Regions from separate parts of the Homo sapiens genome. Here region 1 is linked to region 2. The links are chromatin contacts, found by Hi-C or POLR2A ChIA-PET in ENCODE. All regions are on one chromosome and are shown on one strand. The core of a region is the stretch at or near the end of the contact, and the rest is flanking DNA. Distances in the headings are between cores, read along the strand shown. Region 1 holds the start of SELENOW (selenoprotein W). Region 2 holds the start of PPP5C (protein phosphatase 5 catalytic subunit).

Region 1 (4,113 bases), core at 101-2,600, 1.4 Mb before region 2:
GCTATTTCGGGACTGGAATCTGGTGTACAGGCCTGGTAGGCGTCTCAAAATGTCACTCTTGCCTCTGCTTTGTCGAGCAGGCAGAGACGTTGGAAAGCTGCCGACAAACCCAGGTTCCAGTTACCCCTGTCACCTGCAGTCCAGACTTGAAGCTACTGACCTGCCCCCACCCCAGTCCCAGCCTCAGTTTTCTCACCTGTAACATAGAACTAAAATTCCTCTCTTTAATTTACTTTTTTTTTTTGAGACAGAGTCTCGCTCTGCTGTCCAGGATGGAGTGCAGTGGCACGATTTCAGCTCACTGCAACTTCCGCCTTCCGGGCTCCAGTGATCCTCCTGCCTCAGCCTCCCAAGCAGCTGCGACTACAGGAGTGCGCCACCATGCCCGGCTAACTTTTTAAGTTTCTGTAGAGACGAGGGGGGGGTCTCCCTGGGTTGCCCAGGCTGGTCTCGAACTCTTGGGCTCAAGCGATCCACCCGCCTCAGCCTCCCAGTGTTTGGATTACAGGCGTGATCAACGGCACCTGGCCTAAAATTCCCCTCTCTTAAGGGATTCCTGGGAGGATAAATTCATTGAACACGTATTTATTAAATACCTACAGCATGCCACACAGTATTAGGTGCTGGGGAGTGGAGAGAACGTAATTTATATCCTATCCTATTATACCCTTCCTGAGACTTGCAGAAATTAAGCGTGTTCGGTATTGACACAGAGCCTCCCTCTTGCCACAGACGGAAAACTGAGGCCAGAAAAGGAGTGGGGTTCGTGGCCAAGGGAACCCACTGGGCAGAGGCCAACAATTCAAGTGCTTCTGAAACACAGGCTGAGACATTCTCGAACCTTCTGGGCTCTCACTGTCCCCACCCCGCGACTGTTCGGGATATTGGGGGAGGGGAAGCCTTAGGGTGGAGGAGCCTTAGGTCCCTTTACAAAGCTGACCCCCAGCCCCTTCCCCAGCGGAGCCCCGGAGTCGGGGGTTCGAAATTGACACACACTCGTCTCAGCCCCACCTTTTATAACCCGAGATGCCCAGCGTGTCACAAGTCGAAGACGGGGCCTAGGGACGACCGCCCTCTGTTTTTCGCCCCTCCGTACGCCCACCCCACCCACATACAGGGGCTCCCTTTTCCCATACAAGGGCTCCCATGGGTCCTCTCCCCGGGGCTCCCTGACCCCGGCTCCGAGAATCGGGTCCCGGCGGGGGTCGGGGACGGGGGCCGCTGGCCGCTGGGCTTACCAATAAACGACTCGGACGGCGAGAGCCATGGCTCGGGGCTGCCACATCCGCTGAGGAGCGGACGCCCGGGCCACACTAACCTCCCACCTGGACGCGCTAGGTCTGCGCGAGTGCGGCGGGAACCTGCGCAGAAAGGATGGAGCCTCGGCTTCCCCTGGCGCCAACCAATGCCAGGGAGGGGCGGTGGGCGGTGGGCGGAGAGGCGCCAAGGCGGAGGATAAGGAACCCGCGACCCGCCAGCCCGAGGCCCCCACACAAGTCTCCTTCCCATCCTCCTGTTGGGCTGGAGAGAGTCTCGATACAGGCAGTCCCCGGGGGAAGCCCTCCGCGCGTCCCCTCCCAGGTCCCCCCGGCCAGAATGGTACGGCCCACGGGGGCGGTGATTTACGGCTGGCCGCTCCCAGCTGGACCCGGAATCAGCCTCAAGGGTGGTCTTTTCACTGCGTGGGCTTGGGGACGGCGCGGTGGGGACAGAAGCAGGGCGCGATTCTTGAGTCCCTCACCTCCCCTGGAGAGGGCGAGGGGGCGAGAGGGGAAGGATTCGGGGTAGACCAGGTGAGGGAGGAGACAGGGAGTTGAGGGGGAGGTTTTCAGGGAGCGGTCCAGGGCCCACAGTTGCCTTATAAAGACCTGCAGCCGCAGGGCGCGGTGGCTCACGCCTGTAACCCCAGCGCTTTGGGAGGCAGAGGCAGGAATTCAAGACCAGCCTGGGCAACATAGCCAGACTGCGTCTCTACAGAATAATAATAATAATACATTAGTGGCTGGGTGCGTTGGCTCACGCCTGTAATCCCAACACTTTGGAAGGCCGAGGCGGGCGGATCACTTGAGGTCAGGAGTTCAAGACCAGCCTGGCCAACATGGAGGAACCCCGTCTCTATTAAAAATACAAAAATTAGATGGGCGTGGTGGCGCGTGCCTGTAGTCCCAGCTACTCGGAAGGCTGAGGCAGGAGAATTACTTGAACCTGGGAGGCGGAGGTTGCAGTGAGCCAAGATCAGGCCAATGCACTCCAGCCTGGGTGACAGAGCGAGGCTCCACCTCAAATAAATAAATAGATAATAAATCAGCCGGGCGTGGTGGTGTGTGCCTACAGTCCCAGGCTACTTGAGAGGCTTAGGCAGGAGGCTCGCTTGAGCGCAGGAGTTTGGAAGCTGCTGTGAGCCGTGATTGCACCACTGCACTCCAGCTTAGGCCACCAAGCAAGACCCTCTCTAAAAAAACAAAAGGCCTGCTGCGGCTGGGCACGGTGGCACATACCTGTAATCCCAATGCTTTGGGAGGCCGAGGCAGGAGGACTGCTTGAGCCCAAGAGTCTGAGACCAGCTGGGGCAACATAGCAAGACCCCATCTCTACAAAAACTTTTAAAATTAGTCCGTGTGGTGGCATGTACCTGTACTCCCAGTTACTGGGGAGGCTGAGGTGGAAGGATCACTTTAGCCCAGGAGTTTGGGGCTGCAGTGAGCCGTGATTGTGCCACTGCCACCCCAGCCTGGACAACAGAGTAAGACACTGTCTCGAAAAAAGAAAGAAAGGAAAAGGCCTGGCCAGGCACAGTGGGTCACACCTGAAATCCCAGCACTTTGGGAGGCCAGGGTGGGTGGATCACCTGAAGTCAGGAGTTCGAGACCAGCCTGGACAACATGGCAAAACCCCGTCGCTACTAAAAATATGAAAATTAGCCAGGCGTGGTGGCGCATGCCTGTAGTCCCAGCTCTTCGGGAGGCTGAGGCAGGAGAATCACTTGAACCCAGGAGGTACAGGTTGCAGTGAGCCAAGATCACGCCATTGCACTCCTGTTTGGGCGACAAGAGCAAAACTCAACTCCATCTCAAAAAAAAAAAAAAAAGGAAAAGGAAAAGGCCTACTGCCGGACCTGGCACAGCCTGGTCATTCATTACAGAACAATAGTCACTCCCCATGAACCCTCTCCGTGCAGAGGGGATCGTCATGGAAAGTGCTAGAAACAGGCAGTTGAGTTGAGGAGTGAGGGTGCAGGGGCTTATCTCTGAGCCTGTTTCTCCATTTGGAAGTTGGGTGTAATTGCCTACAGGAAATGTTCACTCATTTAACAAATAGGTACTTCATAACCACCTGCAGTCCCAGTTTCCAGGGATACAGCAATGAATAAATAAACAAAGTCCCTTCCTTCATGGGAGTGATCTGGCAGGTAGAGACAAAGGGCAGGAAACAACATGAAAACAGCACTTCCATTAGATGGTTGATGTGAGCAGTAAGCGAGTTTATACAGGTAGGAAGAACTAGAGCTCTGACTGGCACACGGGGATAACTCAATAAACTCAGCCTGATGAGGTGGCTCACACCTGTAATCCCAGCACTTTGGGAGGCCGAGGCAGGCAGATCACCTGAGCTCAGGAGTTCAAGACCAGCCTGGCCATCATGGTGAAACCCTGTCTCTACTAAAAATACAAAAATTATCCCAATGTGGTGGTGCACGCCTGTAATCCCAGCTACTTGGGAGGCTGAGGCAGGAGAATCACTTGAACCCAGGAGACAGAAGGCAGTGAGCTGAGATTGCACCACTGCGCTCCAGCCTGGGCGACAGAGCGAGACTGTATCAAAAAAAAAAAAAAAAAAAAAAAAAGGTTAACTCTATCTGGGATTTCCCTGTCCCCAGATCCCCTAGTCTTTACCTCTTAGAACCCTAAGCAAAGTTCAAGTCGACTCCACCCACCTCAGTCTGATCCCCCTGATCTTGGGAGGATTTAATGAGCAAGTGCATGTAAAGCAACACAGGGCTGGGCAAAAAGTGAATGACCCACAAATAGAGCTATCTTCTGTGACTCCCAGAGCCCTCAACAAAAACTCAAACCTCTGCCTGGGCAACATAGTGAGACCCCATCTCTATAAATA
Region 2 (4,443 bases), core at 646-3,145:
CTTCAGCACCTCCTGGCTGCATCACCCCCATCACTCCCCAATAACTGCTCCTGTCAACATCACTACCAGCATCCATGGAGCCAAAGCCAATGGCCAGTGCTTGCCTTGGCAGCATCGGACTAAAGGCACCAGCTCCTTGTTCTAGAAGCGCTCCCTTCTCTCAGCCTTCCCGACACCTTTCCTGGCTTCCTTTCCACCTCACTAAGTGCTCCTCCTTAGCCTCACCCTCTTCCATTTGGGTTCTGTCCTAAGTCCCCCCTCTAGACCCTCTTACTAGATGATCTCATCCATTCCCAACCATAGTTTGATCACACCCAAATTCTTCTCCAGTCCAGACTGGCCCATTTACTTAATGTGTCTTCTTGTAGGGCTGGGCGTGGTGGCTCATGCCTGTAATCCCAGCACTTTGAGAGGCCGAGATGGGCGGATCACCTGCGGTCAGAGGTTCGACACCAGCCTGGCCAACATGGCGAAACCCCATCTCTACTAAAAGTACAAAAATTATCTGGGCATGGTGGTGTGCGTCTATAATCCCAGCTACTCGGGAGGCTGAGGCAGGAGAATCGCTTGAACCAGGGAGGCGGAGGTTGCAGTGAGCCGAGATTGCGCCATTGCACTCTAGCCTGGGCAAAAAGAGCAAAACTCCCGTCTCAAAAAAAAAAAAAAAAAAAAAATTCCAAACTGGTCTTTGTAATGACTCACGGAGACCCTGCATGATCTGGCCTCTGTCCTAATCTCATCTTGTTATTGGTCTCCCCCTAAGTAGCCAAAGCCCCAGCCATGCCAGTACCCTTTCATTCCCCATCCCAGGGCCTTTGCACAGGCTGCTTTACCTCCCTGGAACACTCCTCTCCAGTTCTCCCTCTGTGAGTTTCAGCTTAAACGCCTCCTGCTCAGTAAGGCCTTCCCCCACTACCCTATCTAAAGTAGCCTCCAACCCTTATTCTCTACTTCATCACACTGCTGGTTTGCTTTCAAAGCACTCATCACAATTTAAGTATTTTACTTATTTACATGGTTTTTTTTTGTTTTTTTTTTTTTCATGTCTGGTTCACCTGCAAAATTACAAGCTAAGGACAGGGCCACATCTGTCTCATTCACTGCTATATCCCCAAAGTCAAGCACAGTCCTTGGCACATAACAGGTACTCAATAAATATTTGTTGAATTAATGAATGAATGGGTGCCCCACACTTGACTCTCAATATTCTAAGTGATACTATTCTTAAGGATCCCCACCCTTACTCCCAAGGCCCCCACCATCACATTCCTTTTCCTCGGGTCAGCCCAAATCTCCTACTTCCTTGTTCCCCCCATCTAATGATCCATTCCCCACCCCCACGATTGCCTTCTCTATTGGGGCTGTGCCCCCTCTACCCCCCACTTGGCGGCACCCACCCCAGGACTCCCCATTTGGTAGCGCCATCAATCACTCCCCCACCACATGTCACTGCCTGGTAGCGCCCTCTACAGGCCTCACGTTTGGTAGCGCCCTCATTCCAGTCCCCCTCTCGCCCCACAATTGGTGGCGCCCTCCTCAGTCTCTCCACTGAGTAGCACCCGCTCCGCACGCCACTCCTAGGTATCACTCTCCGAAGCCCCCTATGTCGCTCCTTGGCAGCGCCATCCTGGGCCTCCCCACGCCCGGTCACTTGGTAGTGTCTGCCCCGCGCCCAGGCTGCAGCTCCGCGTTGCTATGGTTCCGCGCGGGCCCGGCACCCCTCAGCCTGGGCCACTGTCCACCCTCCCTGCCAGGCGGGCGCACCTTTGAAGTAGTCATTGGCCTGAGTCTTGAGCTCCTCTGCCCGCTTCAGAGCTCCATCAGCCGGGGGTTCGTCCCGGGGGGGCTCAGCACACTCAGTCCTCTCGCCCTCCGCCATCGCCATGCCGCAAAGCGACCCCTACCCTGGCAACGGCCGCCAGCGGCACCCGGCCGAACCGTCGCGAAGGAGCGCCGGGTGGCCGCCGCCGCTGCCGCACAAGTGTCGTAAAGCGCGGGCCCTGAAGGCGCCCTTCACGCGCCTGCGCAGGTCCCTTTCGCCACAGAGCGCGCGGAGGACAAGGTGACCAGAGGTTCCCCAGACGGTACCCCTGGTAGAGAGAGCCAATAGGGAATGAGAGAAGGGGCGCGCGGGGAAACAGACCTGGTGTGGCCTCTCCTCCCAAAGTTACCGTGTTCCAAGGCTGTAAAAAGTTTCTCGGTTCTGAAAGTGGGATTTCCCCGCTGTCCTCTAGGGTTGGGGGGTGGGTTGTGAATGTCGCTGGCGGGTGTGGCTGTTTTGCAAGGCAGCGCCATGCCCTACGCGGAGCCGGACCCGGGCGTCGAGCCCTATTGTCGACTACCTGTGTGACCTTGAACAAATCTTCCCTTCCTCTCTAGGGTCTCAGTTACCCATCTCTGAAAAATTAGTGGTTTCTCAAGCCAAAAAGGGTCCAACCTTGAGGGTCAGTGTTTGAGTTTTTAACTGAAGGCACTCTGGATTTCAAGTCCTGAGCAAGGCTTAGAAGTGTGTTGCACCATCTCCTTTCTTCCTGTGTTCAGCTTCCCAAATCCTGAATCTTCAAATAAACTCTCCTGTTTGTGTTTTTACAGATTCTCTTGTCTGAGATCACAGCATTGATTGCATGCACTCTGCCTCCCTCCAGTTTACCCTTCACATTTTTTTTTTTTTTTTTTTTTTTTTGAGAGGGAGTCTCCCTCTGTCGCCCAGGCTGGAGTGCAGTGGCGCCATCTAGGCTCACTGCAACCTCCGCCTCCCGGTTTAAGCGATTCTTCTGCCTCAGCCTCCCAAGTAGCTGGGATTACAGGCGCCCGCCACCATGCCCGGCTAATTTTTGTATTTTAGTAGAAACGGGTTTCACCACGTTGGCCAGGCTGGCCTCGAACTGCCGACCTCAAGCTATCCGCCCGCCTCGGCCTCCCAAAGTGCTGGGATTACAGGCGTGAGCCACCGTGCCCGGCCGAGGGATCTTTCTAAGACATGATAAAACCATGGCACACTCTCGCTCCCAGGCTTCCATGGCCCCAGCACCCTTAGGAGAAAACCCAAACTCCTGATTAGGAGACCCTGAATAGTCTTAACCTCAGGCTGAATAGTCTAATATCCAGATTCCACCCCTTTGCCAATCCCCACCCGCCGTACACGCTTCCAGTCTGTCCTTTCTAAGCCCTCATGTAGCACTAAGTCCTGTAAGGCTCTGGATCCCCTCCTGGAAGCACACTCCTAAACCTATCTATCCCACTCCCAAACCTCTTGTTAGTCCAACCCCATCTCTCCTACTGGCCCCCAGCACAACCAACAATCACCCTAAAGGGCAGATATTAGTATCATCTCCATTTTACAGATAAAGACACAGACTTGCAGAGGTGTTTGACGAAGGTCACAACAACATAAGAAGGTGACAGAGCCAGGATCAGGAATCCCATCTAATTCCTATGTCCTTCATTGCCACTCTACTGCCTCTGTAGGTGCCAGAGCCCATCTTGGTGGGTTAGTAAATTTTTCTTTTGTTTGTTCGTATTGTTTGTTTTGGGGTTGGGGGAAAAGGAGCTGCCATAGTGGATTTGAATTCTGGTTTCGAGTCCAGCGGAATCCTTCCTGACACTGTGACCTTGGGCAAGTGATCACCCTCTTCTAAGCCTCAGTTTCAACCTCTGTAAAGTGGGGATAATAATTATCCCCATCATACAGGATTAGAGGAGAGTTCGACAACATGAGTACAGCATTTGTCAGGGAGCCTGACACAGAGTAGTACTTTTATATTCACTCCATCACAAATACTCAAAGTGGGCTGGGTATGGTAGCTCATGCCTGTAATCGAAGCACTTTGGGAGGCCAAAGCAGGCAGATCACTTGAGGTCAGAAGTTCAAGACCAGCCTGGCCAACATGGCAAAACCCCGTCACTACCAGAAATACAAAAATTTAGCTGGGCATGATGGTGCGCACCTATAGTCCCAGTTATTAGGGAGGTTGAGGCAGGAGAATTGCTTGAACCTAGGAGGCGGAGGCTGCAGTGAGCCGAGATCGCGCCACTGCACGACAGCCTGGGCTACAGAGTGAGACTCTGTCTCAAAAAACAAATAAAACAAAACAAATATTCAGAGTTGGGCAGAGTGCCTAGTGCTGTGATGGGAGGGGGCTTCCAAGGGGAGCTTTTAGGGGCACTTTACCCAATTGGAGCAGGCAGGGAAGGCTTCCTGGAGTAGCTGTTACCTAAACCAAGATGTGAAATATGAGTAGGAGGTAACCAAGTGAGGGGAGAGGGGAAGGGAGAGAGGCATTTCAGGCAGAAGAATAGGAAGTGCAAAGGCTTGAGAGTGTTTTTCTTCCCTTGAAGAGATTCCTATGTGCAACCCTGTATGGGGGGTTATGAGAGTGACGTACATGACAACAGACACACCCACCTGCACATGAGTCCATGGACACACACTCTTGCACACAC

What was found. A loop is a pair of places that touch in the nucleus more often than their neighbours do. ChIA-PET counts read pairs that join two places held with the same protein, here RNA polymerase II (POLR2A). Pooled maps may share reads with other maps.
Region 1: a loop to region 2 is called in a pooled map, with 10 times the contacts of the local background. The contact joins the promoter of SELENOW here to the promoter of PPP5C in region 2. A Hi-C loop is called at or near these places in 5 of 50 pooled maps. POLR2A ChIA-PET finds 5 or more read pairs at or near these places in 2 of 52 experiments (Caco-2 and activated CD4-positive, alpha-beta T cell).

The regions. Positions count from the first base shown.
Region 1 is chr19:47,775,940-47,780,052 of GRCh38, reverse strand. It overlaps SELENOW (selenoprotein W), which reads right to left and starts at 1,350. Exons shown (of 6, transcript NM_003009.4): 1 at 1,239-1,350. The coding sequence starts at 1,267. RefSeq lists silencers at 1,053-1,192, 1,203-1,462.
Region 2 is chr19:46,344,539-46,348,981 of GRCh38, reverse strand. It overlaps PPP5C (protein phosphatase 5 catalytic subunit), which reads right to left and starts at 1,895. Exons shown (of 13, transcript NM_006247.4): 1 at 1,765-1,895. The coding sequence starts at 1,885. RefSeq lists enhancers at 1,648-1,777, 1,878-2,057.